Regions from separate parts of the Homo sapiens genome. Here region 1 is linked to region 2. The links are chromatin loops, found by intact Hi-C in ENCODE. Cell type or tissue: HCT116. All regions are shown on one strand. Each heading gives the region's core, and the rest is flanking DNA. Links, peaks and the distances in the headings are about the cores only.

What was found. Hi-C counts contacts between places; a loop is a spot of excess contacts. Peaks named below come from ENCODE experiments on the same cell type or tissue, not always from the same donor. Only the 100,000 strongest peaks of a DNase experiment are listed, where the experiment ranks them.
Region 1: it touches region 2 in a loop (7-fold over the local background); 2 of 110 quality-filtered maps call a loop at or near these places.

Annotation. Positions count from the first base shown.
Region 1 is chr1:15,590,579-15,607,337 of GRCh38, reverse strand. It overlaps LOC124903854 (a long non-coding RNA gene), which reads left to right and starts at 3,795. Exons shown (of 3, transcript XR_007065483.1): 1 at 3,795-4,249; 2 at 11,354-11,488. It also overlaps the pseudogene CHCHD2P6. In HCT116, for the core only: a CTCF peak has its summit at 12,047 (motif pointing left); a DNase peak (open chromatin) is centred at 12,047.
Region 2 is chr1:15,986,327-16,001,425 of GRCh38, reverse strand. It overlaps the pseudogene TBC1D3P6. Among named protein-coding and RNA genes, the nearest start is that of SRARP, 10 kb to the left of the region's middle. RefSeq lists a silencer at 6,634-6,783 and an enhancer at 6,690-7,530. In HCT116, for the core only: a CTCF peak has its summit at 6,698 (motif pointing right); a DNase peak (open chromatin) is centred at 6,695.

The DNA.
Region 1 (16,759 bases), core at 7,362-15,361, 400 kb after region 2:
ACCATGTTGGCCAGGTTGGTCTCAAACTCCTGACCTCAGATGATCCACCTGCTTCAGCCTCCCAAAGTGCTGGGATTACAGGTGTGAGCCACCGCACCTGGCAGACAAAGTTTATTAGTGGTTGCCTAGGGCTTGTGGAGAATCGGGGGATGGCAGTATATGGGAAGTGACTGCTAATGGGTATAGAATATCTTTTTGGAGTAATGAAAATGTTCTAAAATTGATTTGTGGTGTTTGTTATACACACCTGTGAATATACCAAAAACCACTGAATTGTACATTTTATTTATTTTTTGAGACAGAGTCTTGCTCTGTTGCCCAGGCTAGAGTGCAGTGGCGCGATCTCGGCTCACTGCAACCTCCGCCTCCTGGGTTCAAGTGATTCTCTTGCCTCAGCCTCCCTAGTAGCTGGGATTACAGGCATGTGCCACCATGCCCGGCTTCTTTTGTATTTTTTAGTAGAGAGAGGGTTTCTCCATGTTGGTTCGGCTGGTCTTGAACTCCCAACCCCAGGTGATCCACCCACCTTGGCCTCCCAGAGTGCTGGGTTTACAGGCGTGAGCCACTGCGCCCGGCTGAATTGTACATTTTAAATGGGTGATTTTGTGATATGTGATTTAATCTCAATAAAGTTGTTAAAAATTAGTTTTGAAAAGTTCACACTGGCTGTTGAGAATGGGTTGTACCGGGCAAAAGGAGAAACACAAAAATGTTAATGGGGCTAGAAAGGTGGTGACAAAAGAGAGAGAAGCAGGTGAATTAGAGAGATACTTTGAAAAGTCAACAGGACTTGCCAATGGGTTGGACCTGGAGAATGAGGGAGAGGGAGGAATGACTTCTGAGTTGAGGGAAAGTAAACCCAAGAAATGATACACGATCAATAAATCCCAGTATCCAAGAAGTACTCTGTGTTGTACTAGGATTCAGATCCAAGATTCAACTCCTTGGAATGGGTTAGGGTTGGATTTAGGATATTTTACAACACCCTCCCACCTAGATCCAACAAGCTTTTGTGGCAGACCCGCCTGCTCACAGTTCTGCTCACTGAACTCTCCCCACCACCCCCTGCCTCTCTTAAGAGAATCACTTCTGTAGCAGAGTTCCCACAGCTCTGCCCCTCAGCTGCTTTCCTCTTGGGCCTCACCCCTTTTGGACTCTGCTCAATAGCGTCTTGGGATCTGGCTCAGAGTGTAGACTCCTACTTTTCTCATCACTCTATGAGACACACTTTGAACCTCCATTACCTGTGACCATAAATGGCTAGAGATATTTCCAGTCCTTAATTTTAAGTCAGGATGGGGTGGAGTGGAGGTTGAGAGCAGGGAGAGCTCAGAAACCAGAATCCTGCTCTAGACCAGCAGTGCTACCAAGAAGAATAGGTCCCATTTATCGATCAACGCTGTGCGTCAAGCACCTTCCAAATGATTGCTAACATTTCCAAATATTGACTTTGTGCCGGACACTCTTCTAAGCACTTTATGTGTATTGAGTCACTTAATTCTCACAGAAATCCTAGGAGGTATTATCTTCATTTTACAGATGAAACTGAAGGATAGAGGAGGGACAGTCTCTTGTCTAAGGATACACAAGCAGTACATGACGGCACAAGGATTCAAAGCAGGTAATCTGACTCAAGCTCAGTCCTCACCACCAGTTTATATTGCTACATGTAAGACCTCATTTCATCCTTCTAGAAGTCCTCAGAGACAGGAACTGTGAGTAATCATTCCCATTTCATGGATAAAGAAACTGAGGCATGGGGATTTTAATTAATGTACCCGAGTTCACATAGCTAGTAAACGGCAGACTCTCCAAATTGGAAGACAGTTGTGGAGTGAAAATATTTATTATTTTTTTTTTTGAGACGGAGTCTCATCCTGTTGCCCAGGCTGGAGTGCAGTGGCACACCTCGGCTCACTGCAACCTCTGCCTCCCAGGTTCAAGCGATTCTCCTGCCTCGGACTCCCTAGTAGCTGGGATTAAAGGCGTGCACCACCATGCCTGGCTATTTTTTTTTTCTTTTTTGGAAGAAAATGACTTTATTCTAATTAACTCACAAAGAATAAAATCATAACAGCTAGTTTAAGGAGGCCACACAAACATTTGCCCAGTCCCAGATTCTACAGAGTAGGAACACCCTCCCTTCCATTTCAATTCTGAAGCAAGGAAGCTAGGAATGACAGGAGAAGTTTAACTGATGCTTACACTTTATACCCTCACTACCAATTCTATTTTTATACTAAATTAATTAGTATGAGAGCTGATTTTCCATCTCTCCAGGTTGAACTTCTTGATTAGGCCAATCCGTTTGCAAGTCGGCACTGTTTCAGCACCTCATTGAAACCCTCACAGAGCTTGATGTCACCCTGGTTCTCGGCACACTCCAGAAACTGTTTGATCTCACAGAAGCAAGGCTGCTGCTGCTGTGCCGGCTGGGTTCCCTGAGGCTCCTGGTAAGTGATGTCAGGCCTCGCAGGCTCAGCATTACTTCCTCCACTGAAGCCCCCAGTAATGGCATGACCCAGTATGTGCCCCACAGCAGAGCCCACAGCCACGCCAGCTGCAGTGGTTGCCATCTGGGCCATCAGACCTGGCTGCCGGGGCGCAGCAGCAGAAGAGCCAACTGTAGATGGCGGTGCCGCTGCTGGTGGCTGAGCGACTGGTGCTGGCCTGGGTGCAGCTCTCATCTGAGGGGCCCGGCTGGCCGGAGGGGCCATGCGGGAGGTGTGGCTTCGGCTTCCAGGTATCCTAGGTACGCGACGGCTCGGCCTCCGGACGTGTGACAACCAGCGAAGAGCTAAGTGACTTCTTCCGCCTGGCTAATTTTTGTATCTTTAATAGAGACGGGTTTCACCATGTTGGCCAGGCTGGTCTCGAACCCTGACCTCAGGTGATCCGCCTGGCTCAGCCTTTCAAAGTCCTGGGATTACAGGCATGAGCCACCAGGCCGAAAACATTTATTTCTAACCTTTAGAGCACAAACTCTCTGTCTATACTAATTACATGGGGAGTCACCTTGCTGCGCTCCAAAACGCTCAGTTTCATCACCACATGGTCACCAGCAAAGTTTCGTTTCTTTTAAGTGGCGTGATCTCAGCTCACTGCAACCTCTGCCTCCTGGGTTCAAGCGATTGTCCTGCCTCAGCCTCCAGAGTAGCTGGGATTACAGATGCGCGCCACCACACACGGCTAATTTTTGTACTTTCAGTAGAGATGGGGTTTCGCCTAGTTGGCCAAGCTGGTCTCGAACTCCTGACCTCAAGTGATCCCAAAGCGCTGAGATTACAGGCATGAGCGACCACACGCCCGACCTTCACCCATTATTTGTCAGGAAATTTCTGGCCAGCCTAACATTAGCAGGTGTTGACGTAACTAAAAGCTTCTGTCTTACTTTGAGGAAATGCTCTTGCACAACTGAACTAGCCTCATTGACACAATTCTGCACCGTTTCACTGCTTCACCATAGCCAGCCCAGACAAGTCTCAAGCGCCGGTTTCCTTTCTTTGGTCGCACCAGCCAAAGCCAGGACTTTGTAAAAGGATACGGCGCAAACCCCAGGAATGCCTCGCCTATGCGCTCAGAGCCACAACTGCCTTCGCGAAAAGCTCTGCCAAAGGGCGGTTGCGCCGCATCACGTGCCTGCGGCGTAATCTCCCACTGGGCAGCGGCGCTGGCTCACGTGACACGTGCAGGCCAATGCCTGGCGTCCGCGCATTTGGCTCCTGGTTGCTAGGCGACGCCAACCCGATTCTGGTTGCTGGAGTTTATCCTCCCGAGGTTGCTGTGCGAGTTTCGGACTCAGCTCAAGCGCTTGGATCCCTACAGCACCTGCGAGGGCTTCTCCTGGCTGCCGCTTTCGTTCTGGCGAATGTTCGGGGTGGCAGCCCCCCTTCGAGGCTTGCACGAGGGCGTCCCGGCATCCGCGATCAAGCGGGCCCTGCTGCTTTTGGGGCTGACCCTGCGGCTGGGGTGCTGCGGCGTCGCTCTGGCTATGCCCGGTCCACTCACGGACTCCCTGCTTTGGCCTGCTCAGCTCAGGAGAACCGGGCCCGACTCCATTTCGGGCAGTGGTGGACAGGGAAACTAGTGCCTGCCTGTAGTGGTCCCAGGCATAGAGCTTCCTGCAGCTACCCTGTGGCTTAGTTCACGTTTTGTTGCTTTGACCACCGATGAGAAATGTGCAGTAGGGACCCTGTAGGAGTCTGCTTACCCGAAATGGTTTCTGTCTTGAATAGTTGTTGAGTGAAAGGTAACGTGTTTCGATTAAATATATATGTGTGTGTGTGTGTGTATTCCCAGAAGTGAAAAGACTTAAATATTCTTTTTTTTTTTTTTTTGAAATGGAGTCTCGCTCTGTCGCCCAGGTTGGAGTGCAGTGGCGCGGTCTCGGCTCACTGCAACCTCTGCCTCCCGGGTTCTCTGCCTCAGTCTCCCAGTAGCTGGGATTACAGGCGCCCACCACCACGCCTAGCTAATTTTTTTTTTTTTTTTTTTTTTTTTTTTTTTTTTTTAGTAGAGACGGGGTTTCACCATCTTGGCCAGGCTAGTCTTGAACTCCTGACCTCGTGATCCACCCACCTCGGCCTCCCAAAGTGCTGGAATTACAGGTGTGAGCCACTGCGCCTGGCCTAGGATTTTCAATCTAGAAACGGTCGTGGAGTGTCTGGGACTTGTATGTAGCTCGCTGTTTACTAGAGGGTTTGGTATTTCACGTGTATTTAATTTATATTTGGATTGGATTTTACTTACTTTTCTAATCAGCCTGTGAACTAAAGTGAACAAACAGGTTTCAGTGCCCTTTGTTTTCAGACATAAGGAAACATGACCGGAGAAATTATAGTCATGCATTGTTTAACAGAGATATGAGAAATGCATCTTAGGTGAATCTATCATTGGAATATCATAGAGTTTTTTTGTTTGTTTGTTTTGTTTTTGAGACAGGGTCTTGCTGTGTCGCTCAGGCTGCAGTGCAGTGGTGCCATGACAGCTCGCTGCAACCTCGATCTGCTGTGATACTTCTGCCTCAGCCTCCTGAGTAGCTGGGACTGCAGGCCTGCATCACCATGCCAGACTAATTTTTTAAAATTAAATTATATATTTTTGTATATTTTAATTTTCTTTTTATAGAGAAAGGGTCTTGCTATGTTTCTCAGGCTGGTCTCGAACTCCTGGTCTCAAGCAATCCACCTGCCTCAGCCCCCCAAAGTGCTGGGATTACAGGCCTGAGCTACCATGTCTAGACCACAGCCGGCTAATTTTAATTTTTTTTGTATAGACAGGGTTTCTCCCTCTGTTGCCCAGTCTGGTCTCCAACTTCTGGGCTCAAGCAGTCTTCCTGCCTTGACCTTCTAAAGTGTTGGAATTACAGGCATGAGCCACTGAGTCCTGCCCATAGAGTGTACTTACGCAAACCTAGATAGTATAGCCTACTGCACACCTAGGCTATATGATACAGCCTACTGCTCCTACGCTACAAATCTCTACAGCATGTTACTGTACTGTATACTGTAGGCAATTGTAACACAATGGTTGGTATTTTTGTATCTAAACATAGAAAGGGTACACTAAAAATGGTACAATAAAAATACAATATTGTAATCTGATGGAACCACTGTCTTATATGCAGTCTGTTGTTGACTAAAGATCATGTGACATGTGACTGTATTTGCTCAATGTATTGCATGGAGAGGGCCAGTGCTTCTCAAATGTGTGTAGTAACCACTTAGCAATCTTTTGTTTTTTTAAGACGGAGTCTCACTCTGTCACCCACGCTGGAGTGCAGTGGTGCGATCTTGGCTCACTGCAACCTCTGCCCCCCGGGTTCAAGCAATTCTCCTGCCTCAGCCTCCTGAGTAGCTGGGATTTCAGGCGCACACCACCACGCCCGGCTAATTTTTGTATTTTTAGTAGAGACGGGGTTTCACCACCTTGGCCAGGCTGGTCTTGAACTCCTGACCTCGTGATCCACCCCCCTCGGCCTCCCATAGTGCTGGGATTACAGGCGTGAGCCACCGCGCCCGGCCAGGAACCTTGTTAAACTGTATATTCTGATTCATTAGGTCTGGAGCAGGTCCTGAGAATTTCTGCAGTTCTGACAAGCTCCCAGGTGTATATGATTCTGCTGGTGTGATGCACGCCTCAAATAGCAGTAGCCCTAAGTGACACGGTTAATAGCACAATTGCCTCCTTTCCATATCTGATTCTTATGCCCAAACAACAATTTCTTAATATTTATGAAATTTCAGTTACATATGAAGAGAAAGTCATAGGATGGAAATGACAAATAGCGTTGCCAAGATAGAATTTTTATTAAGGATTCATTTTGCTTATTTTATTACTTGAAAATCTGAGAATTCACAATATTGGAAATAATGGGCTTAAAAATATCAAGCTGGCTGGGTGTGGTAGCTCGAGCCTGTAATCCCAGCACTTGGGAGGCCGAGGCGGGGGGATCACCTGAGGTCAGCAGTTTGAGACCAGCCTGGCCAACATGGTGAAACCCCATCTCTACTAAAAATACAAAAATTAGCCAGGCATGGTGGTGGGCGCCTGTAATCCCAACTTCTCGGGAGGCTGAGGCAGGAGAATTGCTTGAACCCACGAGGCGGGGTTTGCAGTGAGCCAAGATGGCACCACTGCACTCCAGCTTGGGCCACAAGAGCAAAACTCCATCTCGAAAAAAAAAAAAGTATCCAGCGACACGGTAGCTCACGCCTGTAATCCCAGCACTTTGGCTGGTCAAGGCAGGTGGATCACGAGGTCAGGAGTTCAAGAACAGCCTGGCCAAGATGGTGAAACCCCATCTCTAATAAAAACGACAAAAATTAGCTGGGCACAGTGGCAGGCACCTGTAATCCTAGCTACTCGGGAGGCTGAGGCAGGAGAATCGCATGAACCTGGGCGGCAGATGTTGCAGTGAGCCGAGATTGCGCCACTGAACTCCAGCCTGGGCGACAGAGAGACTCCATCTCAAAAGAAAAAAAAAAAGTATTAAGCTTTTTGTTGTTAGAAAGTCTTTAACTGCTGGGCGTTGTGGCTCACGCCGGTAATCCCAGCACTTTGGGAGGCCAAGGCAGGCGAATCACCTGAGGTCGGAAGTTCAAGACCAGCCTGACCAACATGGAGAAACCCCATCTCTACTAAAATTACAAAATGAGCTGGGCGTGGAGGCACATGCCTGTAATCCCAGCTACTCGGGAGGCTGAGGCAGGAGAATCACTTGAATCCCGGAGGTGGAGGTTGCAGTGAGCGGACATCATGCCACTGCACTCCAGCCTGGACAACAGAGTGAGACTGTGTCTCAAAAAAAAAAAAAAAAAAAAAAGATTTGTTAGGCAGGACCAGAGCAATGCCAACTCTAGGGCTAATTATTCCCCTGAGGCAAGACCTTCATAAGTACTCTTTCCAATGCCCCACACATTACGAGTTTTTCCAATCTGGATCATAGGAGTAGGCACTATTCCTTCTAATCCAGGGGTCCCAGTCTCCAGGCCGCGGACTAGTACCAGTTGGTGGTCTGTTAAGAGCCGGGCCGCATAGCAGGAGGTGAGTGGCAGGCGAGCGAGCATTACTGCCTGAGTTCTGTCTCCAGTCAGATCAGCAGCAGTATTCCATTCTCATAGCAGCACAAACCCTATTGTGAACTGTGCACGTGAGGGATCTAGGTTGCCCACTCCTTATGAGAATCTAACGAACGTCTGATGAACTGAGGTGGAAGAGTTTCATCCCGAAACTCCAAAAAGGTTAGGAATCGCTGTAGTAATCCTTTTACGTGGTTCTTTCCCCAGCCTTGTGTAGTTTTCTTACATATGTATCCTGAACAGTACTCTGCTGAATGCTAGAGGCGGGGACCTTTTACAGATCTCTGGGGTTCTGTCTGAACAACTCTCTTTCTCTGGTACTCTGTCCTTTCCATCTGGCTACCTTGGTCTCCCTGGACTCAGCTCTGTCTCCTCAGCTCCGGGATTCCACCAGGCCCTTCCTCACTTTGCTCTTCTTGCAGTAGAGCCTGGAAACCCTCAAGGCAGTAAGCTGGAGCAATAATAGGGCTCACTTCACTTGTACTTTTTTTTTTTTGAGACGGAGTCTGGCACTGTTGCCCAGGCTGGAGTGCAGTGGCGCGATCTCAGCTCACTGCCACCTCCACCTCCAGGGTTCAAGCGATTCTTCTGCCTCAGCCTCCCGAGTAGCTGGGACTACAGGCGTGTACCACCACACCCGGCTAATTTTTGTATTTTTAGTAGAGACGGGGTTTCACCATATTGGCCAGACTGGTCTCGGACTCCTGTCCTCGTGATCCGCCCGCCTCGGGCTCCGAAAGTGCTGGGATTACCGGCGTGAGCCACCGCGCCCAGCCATTTGTACTTTTTTCAGGGATTTCTGTCCTTTGTTGCGTGATATCCGGTGTCTTAAAGACCATTTGTTACATTTTGGGGATCCGTATTTTGGTTGTTTATGTGGGAAAGTAAATCTAGCCCCTGTTTATCTTCAGTTCTGGAAGTGGAAGTCCAAATATCACACCCACCTGGCACACTTTTACCACCCCAAACCATTGAATATGGAAACTGTTTTAAGTGAGGTTGTATACTATTGAACTCATATCCAATTACTTCCAGGGGAAGCTATTATCCTGTCTTGATATCCCTAACAGACTTAACCAATGCCTGGCACTTGGCTGACATTCACTAAAAGCTGGAGAGCATGAATAAACTATTTTTAGCAGACAGCTGTTGATCAGCTTATGGTGTTTTCTTCCAACATTTGTTGATGGGCTTTTGCAATTTTCTTTTTGCCTGCCGGCAGCAAAAGGAAGCCAGGCAAAATGGACATTTCTGGGACTTGTTACTCATGATTGTAATTATCCACAAAAACGCACCCTTTAAAAAGCTTTGATAGGCATGAAGGAACTTTTGGGGGTGATAGAAATGTTCTAAAACTGAGTTGTGATGGTTGCACAAGGGGACGAAAAATCATTAACTTGTACACTTAAAAATGGGTGAATTTTGTGGTATGTAAATTACACCTAAAAAAAAGCTTTTTTAAAAAGCTTATCTGAAAGATTTCCAGGCATTTTAAGGTGAAAAAAGGACACATTGCCAACAATTTGTACAGGAGAAACCTGTACTTTTTCCAAAGTCTCATATGAATTAAAGTACAACCTTGAGGCCAGGTGCCTGTAATCCCCACACTTTTTTCCCAGCACTTTTGGATGCTGAGGTGGGCAGATCACTTGAGGCCAGGAGTTCGAGACCAGCCTGGCCAACATGGCAAAACCCCTTCTCTACTAAAAATACAAAAATTAGCTGGCTGTGGTGGTGGGCACCTGTAATCCCAATTACTCAGAAGGCTGAGGCAGAAGAATTGCTTGAATCCAGGAGGCGGAGGGTTGCAGTGAGCCAAGATTGCACCACTGCCCTCCAGGCAGGGCAACACAGCAAGACTCCATCTCAAACAAAACAAAACAAAACAAAACAAACAAACAACCTTGAGCAGGAGTAGGAGCAGACTATGGTCAACTTATACTTTGTACAATACATATGTATTAGGTGTAATCAGGAAAATATTAAAGATTTTAAAAGAAAGACTAACACTGAGAAAAATCAAAGGGCAATTCCAAGAGAAAAGGGGCTTATTTGATCGAAAGGGAAGATTCCATTTCCTTCTCCACTGGCTCCTAATGTGGTGGTGGTGGGGCGTGGGGGTTCACACCAAAAAATTCTACAATTCTCTGCAGACCTTAGGAGGGTGTCTGTCAGTCTCTTGCTATAATGGAATGCCTGAGGCTGGGTAATTTATCAAAAAATGAAGTTAAGGGCTTGGCGCGGTGGCTCATGCCTATGGTCCCAGCACTTTGGGAGGCTAAGGCAGGTGGATCACCTGACATCAGGAGTTTGAGACCAGCCTGGCCAATATGGTGAAACCCCATCTCTACTAAAAATACAAAAATATTAGCTGGGTGTGGTGGTGGGCACCTGTAATCCCAGCTACTCGGGAGGCTGAGGCAGGAGAATTGCCTGAACCCGGAGGCAGAGGTTGCAGTGAGCTGAGATCGTGCCTCTGCACTCCAGCCTGGGGACAGAGTGAGACTCCATCCCAAAAAAAAACCAAACAAACAAAAAACGAACAAACAACAACAAAATGAAGTTAACTTGGCTAACAATTCTGCTGGCTGGAAGATGGAGAAGCTGGTGAAAGCTTCAGGCTGCTTCCACTCATGGCAAATGGTGAAATGGAGCCAGTGTGTGCAGAGATCTCGCAGCAAGAGAGAGAGAGACAGGGGAGGCGCCAGGCTATTTTTAGCAATCAGCTCTTGTGGGAGGGAAAAGAGTGAGAACTCACTGACCCCTTCCCCGCAACAAGGCATTGGTTATTCATGAGGGATCTACCCGCATGACCCACACCCTGCCATTAGGGGATAAACGCTCAGCATGAGATTTGTAGGGAATAAACATCCAAACTTTAGCAGTGTCCTATGATTTATCTCAATCCTGACACTATCTACCTGGAAATAGCATCAGATTCCCCAGGTTACAGGCTTAGTCCCTTAAGACTGCCCCCACTTCAGACACTGGGTGCCAGTCCCAGGTTGTCACCTGTACTTCTTGCAGACTCGCTATAAATTAGAAGTTCCCACCATTCCCTCCTCTCTGGGTTTGATCATCTGCTAGGACAGCTCACAGAACTCAGAACGGTCTACTAACCAGATTGCCATTTATTATGAAAGAATATAACAGGAACAGCCAGTGGAAGAGCTGCATAGGGCAAGGAACATGGGAAGGGATCTGGAGCTTCCATGCCCTCCTCAGGCACGCCACCCTCCCCGCAGCTCCGTATGTTCACCAACCTGGAAGCTCCTTGAACCCCATTCTATCAAGATTTGATGAAGGTTTCATTACATAAGCATGAGTAACGAAATGATTGATCATTGAGCTTTTTTTTTTTTTTTTTTTAGAGACCCAGTCTCTAAAAAAAAAAGAAGAGAACAAATACTTTATCAAACCATTTATGTTATACTATAGGAAATGTATCATACATGCTTTATTTGTATGAGATGTCTATATCTGCACTTCAAGCATTAATTCTTACCTTCCAAAAGTGCTTAATAATGTTTTTCTGGGTTTAATTGCCTAGCACAAGTTGGCTTATATTTGGATTTGTCTAAACAGCATTTTTCTACATGTCCTTGACCTTTGTGCACTTTAGAACCTTGGTTTTAAGCTACAGTCCTGTTAATCATCAATTATCAAGTATTCATTCTTACTAATAACTTGAGTCAGATCTATGTACCCAGAGCATATAGTTCATAATTAATAATTAGCTCTTGCATTTGTCTAATGCTTCCTTCCTCTCTAAGGACCAGGTTGATGGTGAACATCATCACTGGAAAGTCAGGAAAGGTTATAGTCCCTACTTTGCAGAGGAAGAAGGACTACTCAGAAGCAGCTGACCTCCTTGGGCAAAGCGAAATGCCATCTAAAAGAATGCATAGGTGACTGGCTGGGGCTTGAAAGAAATCTGAATATTTTCTTCAATAAAAAATTAAATGAGGGCCGGGGGCGGTGGCTCATGCCTGTAATCTCAGCACTTTGGGAGGTCGAGGCGGGTGGATCACGAGGTCAGCAGTTCGAGACCAACCTGACCAACATGTGAAACCCCGTCTCTACTAAAAATACAAAAATTAGCCAGGCATGATCGCGGATGCCTGTAATCCCAGCTACTCAGGAGGCTGAGGCAGGAGAATCGCTTGAACCTGGGAGGCAGAGGTTGCAGTGAGCTGAGATTGCACCACTGCACTCCAGCCTGAGTGACAGAGTGATACTCCGTCTCAAAAAAAAAAAAAATTAAATGGTACACAGATGACATTATGATACCCATTGTATAATAAAACTGTTGAGATTTCAGGATGAAATTACATTGACTAAATTTTTTTCCAGTGATTTAGGAGGTGACATAAACTGTGTCACCTGACTAATTGAAGGAGAACTCTGTCCATTTCCTGAATTATCTTTTTTCCTTTGTTAGATCATCAAGTAGAAGTTTTCTGTGCCCTCTCCTGGCTTGATTCTGAAACTGCATAACATTCAGCCTCACTGGGTGGGTCTCTGAGATAAATTCATGCTCTCCCCTTCCTCTCTCCTGCCCATAGGAGGCTTATTTTATTTTATTTTATATTTTATTTTATTTTATTATTTTTTGAGATGGAGCCTCACTCTGTTGCCCAGGCTGGAGTGCAGTGGCACCATCTCGGCTCACTGCAACGTCTGCCTCCCTGGTTCAAGCCATTCTTGTGCCTCAGCCTCTCCAGTAGCTGGGATTACAGGCATGTACCACCACGCCCAGCTAATTTTTTTTTTTTTTTTTTTTAAGTAAAGACGGGTTTCGCCATGTTGACCAGGATGGTCTCAAACTCCTGGCCTCAAGAGATCTGCCTGTCTTGGCCTCCCAAAGTGCTGGGATTACAGGTGCACACCACCCCACTGGGCTAATTTTTCTATTTTTAGTATTGATGGGGGTTTCACCATGTTGGCCAGACTGGTCTCGAACTCCTGACCTTAAATGATCCACCCGCCTTGGCCTTCAAAGTGCTGGGATTACAGGCGTGAGCCACTGTGCCTGGCTTTTTTTTTTTTTTTTTTTTGAGAGGGAGTCTCACCCTGTCACCCAGCTAGAGTGCAGTGGCGAAATGTTGGCTCACTGCAACTTCCACCTCCTAGGTTCAAGCAATTCTCCTGCCTCAGCCCCCCAAATAGCTGGGACTACAGGCATGCACCACCACACCCAGCTAATTTTTTGTATTTTTAGTAGAGGCAGGGTTTCACCATGTTGGCCATGCTGGTCTCAAACTCCTGACCTCAAAGGATTGGCCCAACTCGGCCTCCCAAAGTGCTGGGATTACAGGCTTGAGCCACCGTGCCCAGCTGATAAGTGTGTAACTTTATAGGCAAAGTGAATAGAATACTGGGGATTTTGACAAGCTTTAATGTCACAAAGATTTTTTTTTTTTTTTTGAGTTAGAGTCTCGATCTGTTGGCCAGGCTGGAGTGCAGTGGTGTGACCTCAGCTCGCTGCAACCTCCACCTCCCAGGTTCAAGCAATTCTCCTGCCTCAGCCTCCGGAGTAGCTGGGATTACAGGCGCCTACCGCCATGCCCAGCTAATTTTTGTATTTTTAGTAGAGACAGTGTTTCACCATGTTGGCCAGGCTGGTCTCGAGCTCCTGACCTCAAGTGATCCACCCGCCTCAGCCTCCCAAAGTGCTCAGACTACAGGCGTGAGCCACCGTGCCAGGCCACAAAGATTCTTTGCTTGGCCAAACTTTAGCACCCCACCTGGCTTTTTGGCTATAAATTCCCACTTGCCATGCCGTTGTAAACCAAATAATGTCTGAGACAGGTCTCAGACAAGTTTATTTTGCCAAGGTTGAGGATGTGTCTGGGAAAGACACAAGCTACAGTGGTATCTGTGGCCTGCGCTCTTTCCCAAGAGGATTTTGAGAACTTCAGTATTTAAACGGGAAAATTGGGCAGGAGGGGAAAGAGGACAGTCAATTGTTCATAAAATTATTCAGAAAATCCACATTTTACATTAAATAACCTAAACATAGAGTAGAGGAAGAAGTCAAATATGCGTTTGTCTCCAGGTTGGCGGAGGTGGGGGTCGGGGGAATGATCCCCAGTCTTATCTTTGTCCCTTACTTGTGAAAATAAGCTGTTAATTTACATTGTCAGGATGAGGGAGGTCACCTGGGGAGATATGTGGCCTCTGTCTTGCAGCTACCTGTTTAGGAACCAAAAAAAGTGCAATGTTTTACATACTCAGTTCCCAAGCTTAACTTTTTCCTTTGGCATAGTGAGTCTGGGGTCCCGGGATTTTCTTTTCCTTTCACACTATATTGGGTTGAGAGTCCAGTCGCTCTCCTCAACTACAAGATTCCATTGCAGTGGTCACTATACCTATCTCAAGGGTCCTGAATATTTTTCCTTACCATGCTTTAACAAGGATCATTAGATACTTTTATCTTTTTTTTTTTTTTGTCAGGGTCTCGATTTGTTGTTCAGGCTGCAGTGCAGTGGTGCAAACACAGCTCACTGCAGTCTCCACCTCCTGGGATCCAGCAATCCTCCTACCTCAGCCTCCTGAGTAGCTGGACTATAGGTGTGCGCCACTGTGCCCAGCTAATTAAAAAAAAATATATTTTTTTTTTAGAGACAGGGTCTCACTATGTTGCCCAGGCTAATTTTTTTCTTTTTCTTATTCTTTTTCTTTTCTTTTTTTTTTTTTGAGACAGAGTCTTACCCTGTCACCCAGGCTGGAGTACAGTGGCGCCATCTTAGCTCACGGCAACTTCCGCCTCCTGGATTCAAGCAATTCTCCTGCCTCAGCCTCCTGAGTAGCTGGGAGTAATTACATGCACACGCCACCACACCTGGCTAATTTTTATATTTTTAGTAGAGGCAGAGTTTCTCCATGTTGGCCAGGCTGGTCTCCAACTCCTGACCTCAGATGATCTGCCCACCTCGGCCTCCCAAAGTGCTGGGATTACAGGCGTGAGCCACCGCGCCCGGCCAGGAAATTTTTTCCTTTAACAGATGAAAGCATTCTGAACATGCTAAACAATATATTTTTATTTAGGGCTAGGGGACAAAGAAGGTGAAGATGAGTGTTGAGGTTGTAGCAAGGCGAATGAGTGTCACAGAAAGCCCCCAGCCAGGCAGCCTGGGGAGGCTGGAGTTGCGGCAGGATCATTTCTGAGCTTCCGCAAGCACAGACAAGTTCAGCGTTGACACCTTCTGCAGAGCCCTTACCTCACCATTCAGCAGGCCAAATGGAATCAATCCATGCAGACAGCTGAAATGCACACGGTGTTTTCCCCACACTCAGGCTGTCAGTTTTGTTGACTGAGATACTCATCACCCCAGAGCTGCTTTTCACAGTTCTAGAAGATCTGTTCAATCATTCATTCACTCACAAAACATTTATTCCTTGTGTTTTACAAGGTACTGCCCTTGGAGGACACCCAAAAGGTTGAAGTAGATATTGGAAATTATAGTTTACTAGATGGGTACTTCTCAACCTTCTTCCTGTCATGGCATACATAGAAAATGATACAATTTATATCTCTCACTGAAGTTAACTGGGGGGAGTTTGGATCCCTATCAGATTTGGTGAAAAAAATTGATGTTTTCTACATATTGTATAATTATGATTTGGAAAAAAATCAAATTATTAGGGAAAGCATTAAATATTGAGCTAATATAATACAAAAATTAATACAAATAAATACAAATAAATAATAAATACAAAAATTAGCCAGGCATGGTGGCGCATGCTTATAGTCCCAGCTACTCAGGAGGCTGAGGCAGGAGAATCACTTTAACTCGGGAGGCGGAGGTAGAAGTGAGCCAAGATCGCACCACTGACCTCCAGCCTGGGCGACAGAGCAAGACTGTATCAAACAAAAAAAAAAAAAAAAAAGAGATGGCGTCTCACATCTCGCTGTGTTGACCAGGCTGGTCTTGCACTCCTGGGTTCAAACAGGTCCTCCCTCCTTGGTCTCCCAAAGTGCTGGGATTATAGTCATGAGTCACTGTACCTGGCCAAGTTTTAGCTTTTCTGTGAAGGTAGCTGTTTAATATCAGGTTTTGTTTTGTTTTGTTTTGTTTTTTTGAGACAGAGTCTTGCTCTGTCACCCAGGCTGCAGTGCAGTGGCGCGATGTCAGCTCACTGCAACTTCTGCCTCCGGAGTTCAAGCGATTCTCCTGCCTTAGCCTCCCGAGTAGCTGGGATTACAGGTGTGTGCCACTGCACCTGGCTAAATTTTTTTTTTTTTTTTGAGACAGAGTTTTACTCTTGTTGCCCAGGCTGGAGTGCAATAGTGCAATCTCAGTTCACTGCAACCTCCACTTCCCAGGTTCAAGCGATTCTCCTGCCTCAGCCTCCCTAGTAGCTGGGATTACAGGCATGTGCCACCACGCCCAGCTAATTTTGTATTTTTGGTAGAGACAGGATTTCTCCATGTTGGTCAGACTGGTCTTGAACTCCTAACCTCAGGTAATCTGCCCGCCTTGGCCTCCCAAAGTGCTAGGATTACAGGCATGAGCCACCGTGCCTGGCCAATTTTTTGTATTTTTAGTAGAGACGGGGTTTCACCATGTTAGCCAGGCTGGTCTTGAACTCCTAACCTCAGGTAATCTGCCTGCCTTGGCCTCCCAAAGTGCTAGGATTATAGGCGTGAGCCACCGTGCCTGGACCAATATCAAGTTTTATGCTTGATATTTGCGTATTTGCTACATGGAATAATAATCAGAACTTTTAAAGAATGATCTCTTCAAATTCTTGATACCCTTGAGCTCAAGGAGGTAATACAAATCCTAAAATAAATGTTAAATTCAAAAATTTACAGAAGTTGAAATTGTCTTTTCTTTCATTAACAAATGTACAATTGAAATTTCTTGTGATAACATGAATGGATTTTTATTTTTTATTTTATTTAATTTTTTTTTTGAGACAGAGTCTCACTCTGTCACCCAGGCTGGAGTGCAGTGGTGCGATCTCGTCTCACTACAACCTCCACCTCCTGGGTTCAAGTGATTCTCCTGCCTCAGCCTCCTGAGTAGGTGGGATTACAGGCGTGCACCACCATGCCCGGCTAATTTTTGTATTTTTAGCAGAGACAGCATTTCACCATGTTGGTAAGGTTGGTCTCAAACTCCTGACCTTGTGATCCGCCTGCCTTGGCCTCACAAAGTGCTGGGATTACA
Region 2 (15,099 bases), core at 2,425-10,424:
GATTCCCAGGTTCAAGCGATTCTCCTGACTCAGCCTCCCGAGTAGCTGGGATTACAGGTGCCTGCCACCACGCCCAGCTAATTTTTGTATGTTTAGTAGAGATGGAGTTTCACCATGCCGGCCAGGCTGGTCTCCAACTCCTGACTTCAGGAGATACTCCTGCCTTGACCTCCCAAAGTGCTGGAATTACAGGCGTAAGCCGCTGAGCCTGGCCCCACAATTTTTTTAAAGAAGTAACTGGACACGCGTGATAGCAGGCACCTCTGATACCATAGGACAAGAAGGGTACTTTATGTCTGTGGTCTCCTACCCCAAAATTCCTAACGCCAGTCTAAATATGAGAAAAACATTGGATAAATCCAAACTGAGGAACATTCCATAAAATACATGTACAATCCCCAAACTCTCAAGATCATGAAAAACAATGGGAGACAAAAACTGTCACAGACCAGAAGAGACTAAACAGACATGAAAACTTGCTACAGTGGAGGTATCCTGAATTGCATCTTGAAAAGGGCACTGCAGAAATACTGGTGAAATCTGAATAAAGCCTGGAGTTTAGACGCTAATAATGTACTGATGTTGCTTTCTTAGTTTCGACAAACATTCTATGGTCATGTAACGTGTTGACAATAGGGGAAATTGGATGTGGTGTATACAGCTCTGTACAACCGTTGCAGCTTTTCAATACATTGGAAATTGTTCTAAAATTTACAAATTATTATTGGCCAGGCACGGTAGTTCACGCCTGTAATCCCAGCACTTTGGGAGGCCGAGGCAGGTGGGTCACTTGAGCCCAGGAGTTCTAGGTGAGCCTGGGCAACATGGTGAAACTCCATCTCTACTAAACATACAAAAATTAGCCAGGCTTGGTGGTGCGTGCCACAGTGCACAGCGCACAGCCATAGCTCACTGGAGCCTCAAACTCCTGAGCTCAAGCCATCCTCCTGCCTCAGCCTCCCAAGTAGCTAGGAATACAGGTTCATGCAACTATGTCCAGCTAATTTTAAAAGTTTTTGTAGAGATAGGGTCTCACTATGTTGCCCCGGCTTAAAAATTATTATTATTATTATTATTTTTTGAGATGGAGTCACACTCTCTCACCCAGGCTGGAGTGCAGTGGCGCAATCTCGGCTCACTGCAACCTCTGCCTCCTGGGTTCAAGCGATTCTCCTGCCTCAGCCTCCTCAGTAGCTGGGATTATGGGCGCACGCCACTACGCCTGACTAATTTTTGTTTATTTTTAGTAGAGACAGGGTTTCACCATGTTGGTCAGGCTGGTCTCGAACTCCTGACCTTGTGCTTAGTCTGCCTTTGCCTCCCAAAGTGCTGGGATTACAGGCATGAGCCATCGCACCCAGTCAAAAATTATTTTTTAAACTGCACATAGTGGCTCATGCCTGCAGTCCCAGCACATTGGGAGGCCGAGGCAGGAGGAGCACTTGAAGTCAGAAGTTCCTTGCCAGCCTGGGCAACATGGCAAGACCCAGTCTTCACAAAGACTGAGTGGCTTGGCCCTGGTGCAGTCACATAGGTCCCTGCTAGCTGAGCTGAAATTAAAACCCATTCAGGGCAGGGCGCAGTGGCTCATACCTGTAATCCCAACACTTTGGGAGGCCAAGCCAGGTGGATCACCTGAGGTCAGGAGTTCGAGACCAGCCTGACCAACATGGAGAAACCCCGTCTCTACTAAAAATACAAAATTAGCCGGGTGTGGTGGCACATGCCTGTAATCCCAGCTACTCGGGAGGCTGAGGCAGGAGAATCACTTGAACCCGGGAGGCACAGGTTGCAGTGAGCCAAGATCGCACAATTGCACTCCAGCCTGGGCAACAAGAGCAAAACTCTGTTCAAAAATAAATAAATAAATAAATAAAACCCATTCAGTCTGACTCCTGCGTGGCTCATCGGGCCTGTGGACTGGACTCTCCTTTTCCCTCCACACCCCCATCTGAGCAAATTCAGTCCACGAGCAAATCATGCAGGTGGCACCTTCACAATGATCCTGAGGTGACACTTCTCACCACCTGCCTTCTCCCACCTAGTTTGAGCACCCTTCATCACTTACCTGGACTAACCAACTGGTCCCCCTCTTCTCCCCAAAGGTGTGATGTGGCCTATTAACGCCCGAGCCACAGCTGAACCCTTCTCTGCCCAGGACCCTCTGCTGGCTCCCCAGCTGCTCTGAGTAATAGCTAGAGCTTTGCAGCAGCCGCAGGCCTTTGAAGCTGGGACTTCTCTCCCTGAACTGCCTGCTGCTCTCCCCTGCTCACACCAGGCTGGATGCAAACTTCTTCTCTGGGTCTCAAGCGTACCGATCACGCTCCTGCCTCAGGGCCTTTGCACGAGCCATTCCCGCTGCCCGGAATGCTCTCTGGCCAGATAGCTGCTTGGCTGACCCATCACCTCCTACAAACCTTGCTCAGACCTTGCCTTGAACTCTTGGCTTCAAGTGATCCTCCCGTCTCGACCTCTCAAAGTGCTGAGATTATAGGTATGAGCCACTGTGCCTGGCCCACATTTTTTTTTCTTTTTTCTTTGAGACAGAGTTTTGCTCTTGTCGCTCTTGTCTCTTGGCCATGCATCTAGAGGGCGTCCAGCACAGAGTATGTGCTCAATACACAGGTGAAGAAGGACAATCCACGAGACAGCTGTCCCTCTCCCAGGACCCTGGGAAATGCTGGGGATGGGGAAGATGTTCAGATGTCAAGAGGAATAGGGTCTAGTGTCTGGGCTCTCATTTGAGTGCTCTTCCTGTTCACAGGAGTGGATGGGCTGCACAGTTGGAGCAAAACCGAGATGAGTTTTAAGGGCCACTGAGCATCTTCCCCACTGGCAGTCTTTCCCAGTGTCCTGGGAGATGCACAGCTGTTTCCTGTGTTGTCCTGGATCCCTAGAAGATGGGCCAGGCTTGGAGGTAGAAGGAGAGCTCAGAGGGGAGGGGGCAGAGAAGGGACTGCCCAGATGTGACACATCTGGAGTCTTCAAATCTGCACCAGGACAGATGAGTAGAGCTGCATTTTTCCACCCTGCTCATGTTGGCCTTTTGTGAACTTTGTTTCTGCCCTGTCTGCATTGCCCTTAGGTATTCACTGCAACTAGTTATCACTGGAATAAAAATGGCCATAGGCATTCTGCCCTTCCTTCACCTCTCTCTTCTCCATCCCTTCCTTCTTCCTTCTTCACCTGTGTATTGAGCACATACTCTGTGCTGGACGCCCTCTAGACGCATGGCCAGGGTTGTCCTCATTGATGAGGCAAGATCTGAGCAAGGTTTGTAGGAGGTGATGGGTCAGCCAAGCAGATATCTGGGCAGGGAGCATTCCGGGCAGTGGGAATGGCTTGTGCAAAGGCCCTGAGGCAGGAGCATGATTGATATGCTTCAGGCCCAGAGGGGAGGTCTGCATCTGACCTGGTGTGAGCAGGGAAGAGCGGCAGGCAGCTCAGGAAGAGAAGTCCCAGGTTCAATGACCTGAGGGCATTGCAAGGCTTTAGTTCTCACTCAGAGGAGCTGGGGAGCCATTGTGCAGTGCAAGAGCCAAACTGAATGGGTTCCAATTTCAGCTCAGCTAGCAGGGAGCTATGTGACTGCACCAGGGCTGAGCCAACCCACCTGTGCATGAGTGACAGCACCTCACGGGTTCCAGAGCTCGCATGTCCATGGTCCAGCTTAGTGCGTGGCACGCCAAGAATACTTGAGAAATGGCAGCTAAGGACTGTCGCCTCAGGAGGGTCTCTTCTCATTTCCAAAGCTGTCTTCTGCTTGATGAAATGCACACAGACACTGGGCAAGTATGTGTTGAGCTTCTAATCTCTCCCAGACACCGGAGACTCAGCCATAGACTGGCCGAGTTCCCTGCCCTTGTGCTGCACTCCCCTTGAGGAGACAGATGATGGGGACATGTAAGGAGCTAAGACATCCTGAGCTGGGAAGGAGGGAAGCAGGGGCTAAGGGATGGAGGCAGCTGGTGGGGGCAGGTGGGGGTGGCAGGGATGCCTGGAGCCTGGGACTGGGGCCGGACTCTGCACTGCTCTGCTTGAGGACCTAGCTGGGCTCTGACTCATGAGGGCAGACAGTGGCCAGGGTGAGGCTGGCGCAGTGCAGCCCCTTCCCCACTGCTGAAGACGCTGCCTTTGTGGGGTGGTAGCACAGGCTTTGGGGAGTTGAGAGCCATCCTCATCCTAGAGGTGGTTGTTTCTGGAAGCAAAAATCCAGGGTTTATGCTCCTGGGACAGGGGAACCTTGGGGCCTCGCGTCCTCCCCATAACCTTCGCATTGGGCAGCAAAGGCATCTTCCTGTTGAGTCTGAGGGAGAGAGAAGTGGTGTCACTCGCGGTGTCAGCTTTCATCTCACAGTGGCCCTGTGAGGTAAGGACCATGATCAACCCAGTTTACAGATGAGGACACTGAGGCTCAGAGAAGTTACATGGTTTGTCCAAAGTGACACACTAAGTGGCTGAATGGGATTGAATCCAGGTCTCTCTGAGACAGCCCAAGCTGTTGATGGAACCCTCTGGCTCACGGATGAGCAGGTAAAGTGAACAAACACTTTAGAATGCTTATCTGGGGGTGGGGGTGCAGGGAATTGAGCCTTCTATGGGGCCCGGAAGATTTACAGTTGTCCCTCGGTGTGTGTAGGGGAATCAGTTTCACCACCTTCCACAAATACCAAAATCCACAGATGTTCAAGTCCTGATATAAAATGGTGCAGTATTTGCATATAGCCTAAGTACATCTTCCCGTAGACTTTAAATCATCTCTAGATTACTTATGCAATCACATGTCAGATAATGATATTTCAGTCCATGCCAGAATGCACATAGGATGGTGGTCCCATAAGATTATAATGGAACTGCCCTATACAGGTGCACCATCTCTAAAAATTGATATCTCAAAAGAGATGGGGTCTTTTTATATTGCCCAGACTAGTCTAGAAGTCCTGGGCTCAAGTGATCCTCCCAGCATGGCCTCCCAAAGTGCTGGGATTGTAGGTATGAACCACCATACTTGGCCAGGTGTACCATTTTTTATCATTTATACTGTATTTTTATGATCCTTTTCTGTGTTTAAATACACAAATAGCCACCATTGTTTTTGTTTGTTTGCTTGTTTGTTTGAGACAGAGTTTCACTCTTGTTGCCCAGGTTGGAGTGCAATGATGCGATCTCAGCTCACTGCAATCTCCGCCTCCCAGGTTCAAGCGATTCTCCTGCCTCAGCCTCCTGAGTATTTGGGATTACAGGTGCCCGTCACCATGCCCAGCAGATATCTGGGCAGCCATTTTTTGTATTTTTAGTAGAGACGGGGTTTCACCGCGTTGGCCAGGCTGGTCTCAATCTCTTAACCTCAGGTGATCCAGCCGCCTCGGCCTCCCAAAGTGCTGGGATTACAGGCATGAGCCACCATGCCCGGCCCACAAATAGCCGCCATTATGTTACCATTGCCTATAGTACTTAGTACAGTAACATGTTGCAGAGGTTTGGAACCCAGCAGCAACCAGCTCTACTATTCAGCCCAGGTGTGTGTTTGGCTGTAGCCTCTGGAGGAAGCTAAGGAGAAGTGACCTAAAGGCAGAGGGTGAGTCTGAGGTGGGATCCCAGGACAGGTACAAGAAGTTAGGCAAAAGAGGATGAAATCTGAAAAAATTTCACTATGTTAATATAATTACTGCGTTAATAACTTTAGATAATAGTTAACATTATTATTTAGTTAACAGGATTGCACCCAAGATAAATTAATTTTTTTAAAGAGATAAATTCTCATTCTGTCACCTAGGCTGGAGTGCAGTGGTGCGATCATAGCTCACTGCTTCCTGGAACTCTTGGGCTCGAGCAATCCTCCTGCCTCAGCCTCCTGATTAGGTGGGACTATAGGCACACGCCATCATGCCTGGCTATTTTTTTTTACTTTTCTCTAGAGGCAAGGCCTACCTGTGTTGCGCAGGCTGGTCTCAAACTCCTGGGCTCAAGTGAACCTGCCTCAACCTCTCAAATTGCTGGGATTACAGGTGTGAGCCACTACAGCCAGCCCACATTTCTTAGTTTGGACAAATGTGCCATGGTAATGCAAAATGTCATTACTAGGGGCAGCTGGGTATAAGGTGTAGAGTACACTACAGTGTCTTTTCAATTTTTCTGTGTATCTAGAATCATTTCAAAAGTAAACATTTATTTTAAAACGTGAAAGTGTTTATCCTTCCATGAGTGTAAAGTACAAAAGACAGGCTCATGGTGTCAACGGAAGTCAGGACACTGGTTGTGGGGCCGGGGGCGCTGGAGGGGCTGGCCATGGTTGGCTTTGTGATCTGGGGGCTGGTGTGTTCCATCTGTGAATGTCTTTCGAGCTGCACACTTACCAGGGATGTAAGTCATGTCTTAATACATTTTCTTAAGTTTAACACCAAATAAAATGAGAATGAAAAGCTTGTTTGGGTTGTGGGGATTCGGTTGTTTATCCAGTCATGAGCCCTGGCCTAGATGCTTCTAGAAGCCTGGAGGGAACTGAGAACATTCCAAGTAGAGGTGGCAGAGCCAAGGCCCTGAGGTGGGAACACACTGCTGCATGTCTCTAGCTGTGAATGGGGTCCCCTAGTCGGAAGCAGTGCTGTGTGCCCTGCAGGGCCAGCAGGTCCATGTCCACATTATGGGTCAGTGCAGTGAAAGCCAATCTCAGCCCCCTCCGCAGTGTGACCAGCCTGCCAGCAGGTGGCCAGCTGGTCCATCCCAGGGACTGGGTGCAAGTCTCTTGTCAATAGAGAGGGCGCTCAGCCATGGTGTCAGCCTAGTGAGCCTTGGTAAGGGCCCGTGCAGGATGCTGAACCTCTTCCGTCCCCATGACCGTCTCAAGACCACTTGCTCGGTGGGCGCATCCAGCAGGCGTGGTGGCCGGGAAAGAAGCAGGCTGCATCCATAGGGCGTGCCATTTTGCTCGACTCAGGACCCAGAGCATCCTCCGTAGTAATTCTCTTCGGTGGGAGCACTGGGAACTTGAGCCACAGATACCTTCCAAGTCTGAGCTGCTGAGGCGAGGGCTGCAGGGCGCCCTGCTGTCAGGAAAGCCTGCACCAGCAGCTGGAAGGCACGTGGTGGGGGCGCCTGCTGTGGCTCCAGCAGTGGCTGCGAGGCTTCGGGATCTCACCCAGCTTCTGCGAGGTGAATTGTGACAGTGCAGAGCTCCGCAGTGCCAGGGTCCCCTGCATGGTCATGCTCACTGCAGCTGGGAGCCCACCACACCCCTGGTGCCCCTCACTTCCCAGGGCTGGGGTCTAGTCCAGACCCCTCTTGGCTTGGGAATTGTGCCTTGGGAGGGGGACACTGTCCCACAGGTTGGGACAGAGGCCCCAGGCATGCTGCTGGCTGGCCGGGGCTGCGGGGATGCCATGCTCACCTTTCTCTCTCGTGGCCTTGATGGGACTGGCTTCCCCATTGAACGGGATTTTCCGAGGTGTCTGGGGCTGTGGTGCAGCTTGCGGGGTGCCACCCTGACCCCTTCCAGACTTGCCAGTCACTGACCACCGAGCGGGCCAGACACAGGTGCCACGCTGCAGTCGGGGTATCTCCCGACCTCCCTTTTAGTCCTGATGGGCCTGGGCAGGGCCTGGTTTCGGGGTCCCCATGGGCTTCCTGGGCTAGGCTGTCCCATGGTCCTGGGGCTGTCCAGGACACATTTGGAAGGGACTTGGACCCAGCAGCTCTGTTCAAAATCATAACGGGGGGCAACGAGGGCCCCCCACATCCAGGTTCATAGGGATGGAGCCGTGGCATGGAGTTCCACTGGAGGAACCTCCAGGAAACCTGAGGTTCCCCCTGAGCCAGGGCCAGGCTGGGCACACCCTCAGTCCCCGGTGCCCCCAGAGAATGGCCTGCTGCCCTAGGTTCCATGGAAGCCCCCTCGTGCCACTGGGCCTTGGCCTCACAGATAGTCCCATCAGGACAGGGTATGAAAGGACGAGGCACCCATGGAGGGGAAGCTGACCAAACGGGCCACCCATGGCGGGGAAGCTGGCCAAATGGGCCACTGGAACCGAGTTGTTGGGCCAGGAGGGGCCTGCCTGTCCCCCTGCCAGAGGGTCTTCCTGCCAGGTGAAGCCAGCCCAGGCCTGGGTGCCAAGGACCCTTGCTCAGGTTTGGCTGAAAGAAACAGACGTGGTCAGCATCTCCAGTGAGCCCACGCAGTCCTTTCTTGGCCGGGCTCCACCTGCCTGGGTCTCTGGAGTCCTCAGGGTCTCTGTGTAGCCCCTGTGGTCTGACACTGAGGACACACCTGCAGGCTGCTGATCGCAGACGGAGGGGTCTGTGCCTCCTGTGGTGGGAAGCTGTCGGGGTGCAGCAGGTGGCTCCTGGGACTGCCCTCCCCCAGAGTTCAGGCTGGCTGGGGGCTTCCTGCCCCATGCCGTCATCCCAGGACTGTTGAGCCTGGGATACAGCCTCCAGTCAGAACTCAGGTGGGAGGGGCCTTGGCTGTCACCCAGTCCCCTCGCCACCTCACATGGAGACCTGTTTCCACGGTGGGTGAGAGAGCCCAGATACAGAGCCCCCTCTGCCCTCCTGGGCTGCCCAGTCCATGCCAGGACTGACCGTTCCCACACCTGGCTGAACTCTTGGCTCTGGCTCTGGGCCAGGGGTCCCCCCTGTGCCCACCCACTAAACGCCCTGGTCGGGGATCAGGGACATAGATTCCCTTGTCTCTCTGGCTCAAGGCTTGTTGTCCTGGCACCCTTGGAGGGGTGTTCAGGAGTGAGGAGCCTCTGCTGCTCTCTGAGGCTGTCAGTGCTCGCAGGGAGGGGTGGGGAGTCCCATAGATGGATCTGGTTCCTCCAATGACCCTGAGGGCCCTTTGAAGGGGAGAGTGGGACATGGTGGAAAGTGGGAGGGGGCTTGTTGGAGAGTCTTGCGCACATCCCCCTCCTGCTTGCACAGCACGTCCGGTACACACAAACTGACCACCTGCCCTGAGGACCTGGGGGCCTATTGTACTTTCTTAGAGTCCGGAGGAAGAGGAGGAAGAAAAGGCGAAGAGGAAGGCCCAAGTAGTAGTGTTGGAGGTCCTGGGCACTCCCCAACTACTGACTGCCCCAGGGGGTGACTCGGGAGGGTACCTGGTGCTGCAGGCCACCTGGGGGTGGCAGGTCCCCAGGCTTCCTTGTTTCCTCATAGAGGCCCAAGGGTGTCTGAGAACTGCATCATCATCCAGGGCCCAGGTATGGGAAAACTGGTCCTGAAAACATGCCCACGGCCACACCTGGATATCTTCACGAGGTGCTCTAGGGACAGGGTAGGCATCAGGCTAGGAGTGTTCCCTGGGAGGGGTCAGAGCCCATACCCCGTTACTACCTCAGCATCTCCCACTGGGGAGTGCCGGATCCCTTTGTGGCCACCCCAGGGGTCCAGATGTGCACAGGAGGCTGTGGCTAGGGGGCAGCCTGAGCAGGGAAGTGCTCACCACACTCCTGACTTTCATCTGGGTCATGTAGGGGATGGGCTCCCACAGGAGGGGGTATGTCACTGTTCCCTGCCCAGCCTACCCAGCCAGACCTCCCTCTGGGCCAGAGAAGAGGATCATGGGGACAGTGTGAGGAAGCTGCCACCGGGCCAGTCAGGGTCTGACCCCTGTGCTCCCCAGTCCCCATTGGGCACACGTGGACTTACTCCTCTGAACCTTAAAGGCAGTGCGTGCCATTGGCGTCAACACCTGTTCCCCTTCTAGCAAATACACGTCCCAAAGGCTCAGGGTGAGCCCGAGAGAGATCTGTGGGGACAGCAGGTGTGGGAGGACCTGGCCCTTCCAGGCTGGGGGCTGGTGGCTCGAGCCGGGCCCACTGGGGCTTCAGTCCCCCAGTCACTGACCCTTCCCATGAGGGTCATCAGACCCCTTCAGGAGGCTGGGTCAGACAAGGTCTTGCAGCTCCTCATGGGGGAGCACTCATTTCAGTGGGGATGTGGCTTCTGGAGAGAGGGGCTTCCCCAGGACTTGAGGCTTCCTTGAGCCCTCCCAAGTGGGTCCTGGCCCAGTCTGCCCATGAGGCTGGGCCTGAGTCCCAGCCTCTGCCGTGGGATGACCCCTCTTGGGCAGAGGGCTTTGCTTGTGTGTCCTGCAGATATCTGCCTGTGCCTCCTATGTGCTGGGGGTGAACCGGACCCCTGGGCGAAGAGCAGGGCCCTGTAGGGCAAGGAGGGTCCCTGAGCCAGGGTCTCCCTGTGCCTCCTTACCCCATTGATCAAGCTCCAAAGCAACCAACCTAATGAGGAACCCTGAATGCATAGCCCTTCCTTGTCCTGATGGGAGGAACAGAGGTGCTCAGGTCCCTCTGGGCTGCCCTAAAAACCTCCCTCTTCCAGGGCCCTCTGAAGACCCTTCCCCAAGTGCAGAACACTGGGCGGTGTCCAGGGCTCCTTACACCTTCCCCTCCCTGCACTCCTGGTGGACACACTGTCCTTAGCCCTGCTCTGTGGGAACTGGCCCCAGTCCCTGTGCCTCTGTCTCCTCCAGGGCAGGAAAGGAAACCCAACTCCAAATCCATGGAGAACCCCACGTCCCAGGTCAGGCCCTGGCTAGAACTCACCCTCTCACCAGCCCCATGAGGGTCTGGCAGCCCCTGGCTCCTCCGGCCCCACAGGATGCAGGGCCACTGGGGAAGAGCTGGGGGGACCATAAACTCACTGCGTGCCTCATGGTCTTGGGGTATGGCCTGGGTGCCACATGCTCCTGGTGGTCTTGGAGGCCCTGGACCCTTGCGCTATTTGGGCTGTGGAATCCTGAGAAGCCCCCAGCCCATCATGAAATCAGCCTGCTCCCAAGATGTGGGACCATCAGCTGGAAGAGCTGGACAGCTGCAGAGGCCCCTGAACCCTGAGGTCTCCCACCCTCTCATCTGGGGACCCCACCATGCGGCCTTGGCCCTGGGGAGGAGGGGTGGGAATATCCCCTGGAGCCTGGCTGGAGGTGCTCCTGGAGGCCTCCTGGGCCAGGGTGCTGGGAGGGCAAGCCTGACTTTGAGGCCACGACAGAGGGCGGGTGCTGGGCTTCATGGTGGTCTCCTAGAAGTGGGGTCGGGCCAGGGGACACGGGATGGGGAGATGTTGCCATCAGGGCTTTTTCGGCCCATCTGTGGGTACCAAGGGCAGCTGGAGGGCAGGACCCTCAGGGAGGGGAGAGTCAACTGTACAGCATTCAGAGCCAGAGGGCGTTGCTCCAGGACACAGAGGGTGGCCACGGGGATGATGAGATGCCCTCTGCTGATGGGGGTGAGAGGCATCTGACTCAGGATCTGGGGGTCCCGGTTCAGCCCCAGGACCCTCAACAGAGACATCCTAAAGGCTCCAAACAAGCTGGCAACACAAGGAAGGTGCCTTCACGGAAAGTTGAGATCACCTGCCCAGGGTGGCCGTCCCCGGGTCTGGCTGCATGAGGCCCTGGGGGCAGCTGTCCACCCACCCTGCAGGGAGTGCCTCTCACCAGCCAGCATCTGGGCCAGTGCCCAGAATATGTCCTCCTCAGGCAGATAAAGGAGGAACAAGGCGGCGACGTGGCTCAGGTCCCTGCAGTAGTCTACCTCCTGAGAGAGCCAGAGTTATGGTGGAAAGACATCACCTGGGAGGGCTGAGGTCACCTGGGACGATTCATGTCATCGGAGAGGGCAGAGGTGACTGGGGAAACTTCCTTTGAAGAAGAGGCTTCCTCAGGATGCAAATTCATTTTGTGACAAGAGCCATGTCCATCAGGCATTTCAGCAATTTGTCCAAAATGTCTCCTGAGAGCACTTGTCCTGTGTGCGACACTGCCAAGCTTTGGAGCCCAGTGGATGCCCTTAGTTCCTGGATCCACAGAGACTTATGGAGCCTGTGCCTGGGGCTTTCTAGAGGTGGAGGCGGTGGGGTAGGGGGAAGGGCGGGAGAGGAGGCCTTGCATGGCATAGTGCAGGGCAGGAAGCCAGCCAGGGACCCGTTTGCAGTGACTGCTCCCATCCCCATGCTGACCTCCAAACCCACCCCTACCCCACCCTGGCGCAGGGTCGGGCCTGGGAAGGTGTCCTCTGCTTTGGCCTCAGCAGATCACAAGGAGGAAGCCAGCAGCCCGGTGGGTGCACCACTCGAGCCAATGGTGACCTACAACTTCTACTTCATGGAGCGTGGGGCACCCGCCCAGGAAAGCCCAGGCACACCCCACACCCCTGACCTTGAGGGCACAGGGAGGTGGGGGACCAAGGTCCTGCAGCCCTGTGCATGTGTCCTGAAAGGTGGTCTAGGAGTCCTGTGTGCACCTGTCCAGGGGGGCCCAGAAGCCTGAACAGTGGCAGGGAGGGAGAAAAGGAGGGAGAGAGAAGTGGAGAAGAAGGAGAGAGAAAGAGAGATGGGAAGAAGGGAGTGAGATCGAGAGAGAGGAAGAGAGATGGGGACAGAGACAGAGGAGGCTGAGAGGACGAGGGAGAGAGAGACACAAAAGGCAAAGAGAGAGACAGGGAGAGAGAGGTTCATGAGTAGGAGTTCGGGTCACTCTTGATGCCAGTTCCCAATGCAAACTTAGGTTGCTATCACCTAACCACACATGCAATAAAGTCTTCTGCCTGCTGCTTATAGCCCCCAAGAACCCCTTCTCCTGGAGAATAAAATCTTTTTTTTTTTTTTTTTTTTGAGACAGAGTCTCGCTCTGTTGCCCAGGGTGGAGTGCAGTGGTGAGATCTTGGCTCACTGAAAGCTCCGCCTCCCAGGCTCAAGCGATTCTCCTGCCTCAGCCTCCCGAGTAGCTGGGATTACAGGCGCCTGCCACCGCGCCCAGCTAGTTTTTGTATTTTTAGTAGAGAGAGGTTTCATCATGTTGGCCAGGCTGGTCTCGAACTCCTGGCCTCAGGTGATCCACCCACCTCGGCCTCCCAAAGTGCTGGGATTAGGAGTGAGCTACCATGCCCGGATGAATAAAACCTTTGACGGCTGCCCTTCCTCACTGGATTTTGGTTGTGTCTTCTGATAAACCATGATGATGTCTCTTTGTAGGAATGGTATCGATAAAGAGCCAGATTTGAGAAGGAGTGTAACATGAGGCTTTCCAAACCATTCTCAGCTAAAAGTTTTTAAATTAAAGTTTTAAACTCTTTAGTAGTTGGATCACTGGCATCATCGGTGCTGATGCTAGCTCCCTTTCCTTTCTTTGATTCATTGTTTGAATCTTTTGAGGATCAAACAAGCGTGAAGTTGAACTGAATAGCGCCTTCGCTCTTGATAGTCACATTCTCAGTAACTGGATTATACCTATAATAAAGGAGATAGATCAGAACCACACTCCTTTAGCTGGGGTACCCAAGCCCTGGGAAAACAGGTACGTACAGAATGTGTGGATCGTTGGGATAAATGTGGCGCATCTTCCTAAAGAGATGAAATTTTAATGTTGAGTAATTTATTATTTTTTAATACATTGATTAACAAAGAACAGACATGGATATACTACAAAATATGAACAGTTTTTTTTTTAATATTTTTTTCTTTTTGAGATGGAGTCTCTCCCCATTGCCCAGGCTGGAGTGCAGTGGTGTGATCTCAGCTCACTGCAACCTCCGCCTCCTGGATTTGAGTGATTCTCCTGCCTCAGCCTCCCGAGTACCTGGGATTACAGGCGCCCACCACCACACCTGGCTAATTATTGTATTTTTAATAGAGATGGGGTTTTTACCATGTTGGCCAGGCTGGTCTTGAACTCCCAACCTCAAGTGGTCCACCCGCCTCAGCCTCCCAAAGTGCTGGGATTATATGCGTGAGCCACTGTGCTCGGCCTGGGTTTTTAAGATTAAGTATATGACTTCAAGACAAAGTTAGTTCTTGTAGTGGATACTCACATGTCTCCTGGAATTTGAATTCACTTGTCTTCCATCAGGGTATATGGGTGGCAGGGTGCGGTGGCTCACTCCTGTAAACCCAGTACTTTGGGAGGCGGAGATGGGCGGATCACTTGAGGTCAGGAGTTTGAGACCAGCCTGGCCAACATGGCAAAACCCTGTCTCTGCTAAAAATACAAAAATTAGCCTGGTGTAGTGGCAGATGCCTGTATATATTAATGCTTATTACAATATTTTTAATAGCAAAAAAAGAAAGCAACTAAAGTGTTTATCAGTAGGGAATTTATAAAATTGTGATAGTCATAAGCTAATATTCTATTCAGCTATTAAAAGGAATGATGTAGATTTCTATTTGCTAATATGGAAAGATTGCTTGATACTTTATAAACTACAAAAAGCAGGGTGAACATCAGAATGTATAGTATGATTTATCTGGCAAAGTGAAAGAAATAATAGATAAACTTGTATATGTAAAAACATATTTCCTGGCTGGGCGCGGTGGTTCACGCCTGTAATCCTAGCACTTTGGGAGGCCGAGGTGGGCGGATCACCTGAGGTCAGGAGTTCCAGACCAGCCTGACCAACATGGAGAAACCCCGACTCTACTAAAAATACAAAACGTTAGCTGGGCTGTGGCAGTGCATGCCTGTGGTCTCAGCTACTCAGGAGGCTGAGGCACAAGAATTGCTTGAACCCAGGGGGCAGAGGTGGCAGTGAGCCGAGATTGCGCCACTGCACTCCAGCCTGGGTGGCAGAGTGAGACCCTGTTTCAAAAACAAAACAAAATCAAAACCTTTATATGAATGTTCATTGGAGCATTTTTAATAACAGCAAAAGTGAAAAGAACCCAAATGTTCATCAGCTGAAAAATCAACTGTGGTGTATTCATACATTAGAATATATTTGACAATAAAAAAATGCTGAAGTACTGACGCATGCCACAGCGTGAATGAACCTTGAAAATCAAGTGGCCGGGAGCAGTGCCTCACACCTGGAATCCCAGCACTTTGGGAGGCCGAGGCTGGTGGATCACTTAAGGTTAGGAGTTCGAGTCCAGCCCAGTCAACATGGTGAACTCCATCTCTACTAAAAATACAAAAATTAGCCGGGTGTGATGGCGTGCACCTGTAATCCCAGCTACTCGGGAGGCTGAGGTAGGAGAATTGCTTGAACACAGGATGGGGAGGTTGCAGTGAGCTGAGATCGTGCCAGTGGCACTCCTGCCTGGGGGATAGAGTGAGACCCTGTCTCAAAAGAGAAGGGAAGGGAAGAG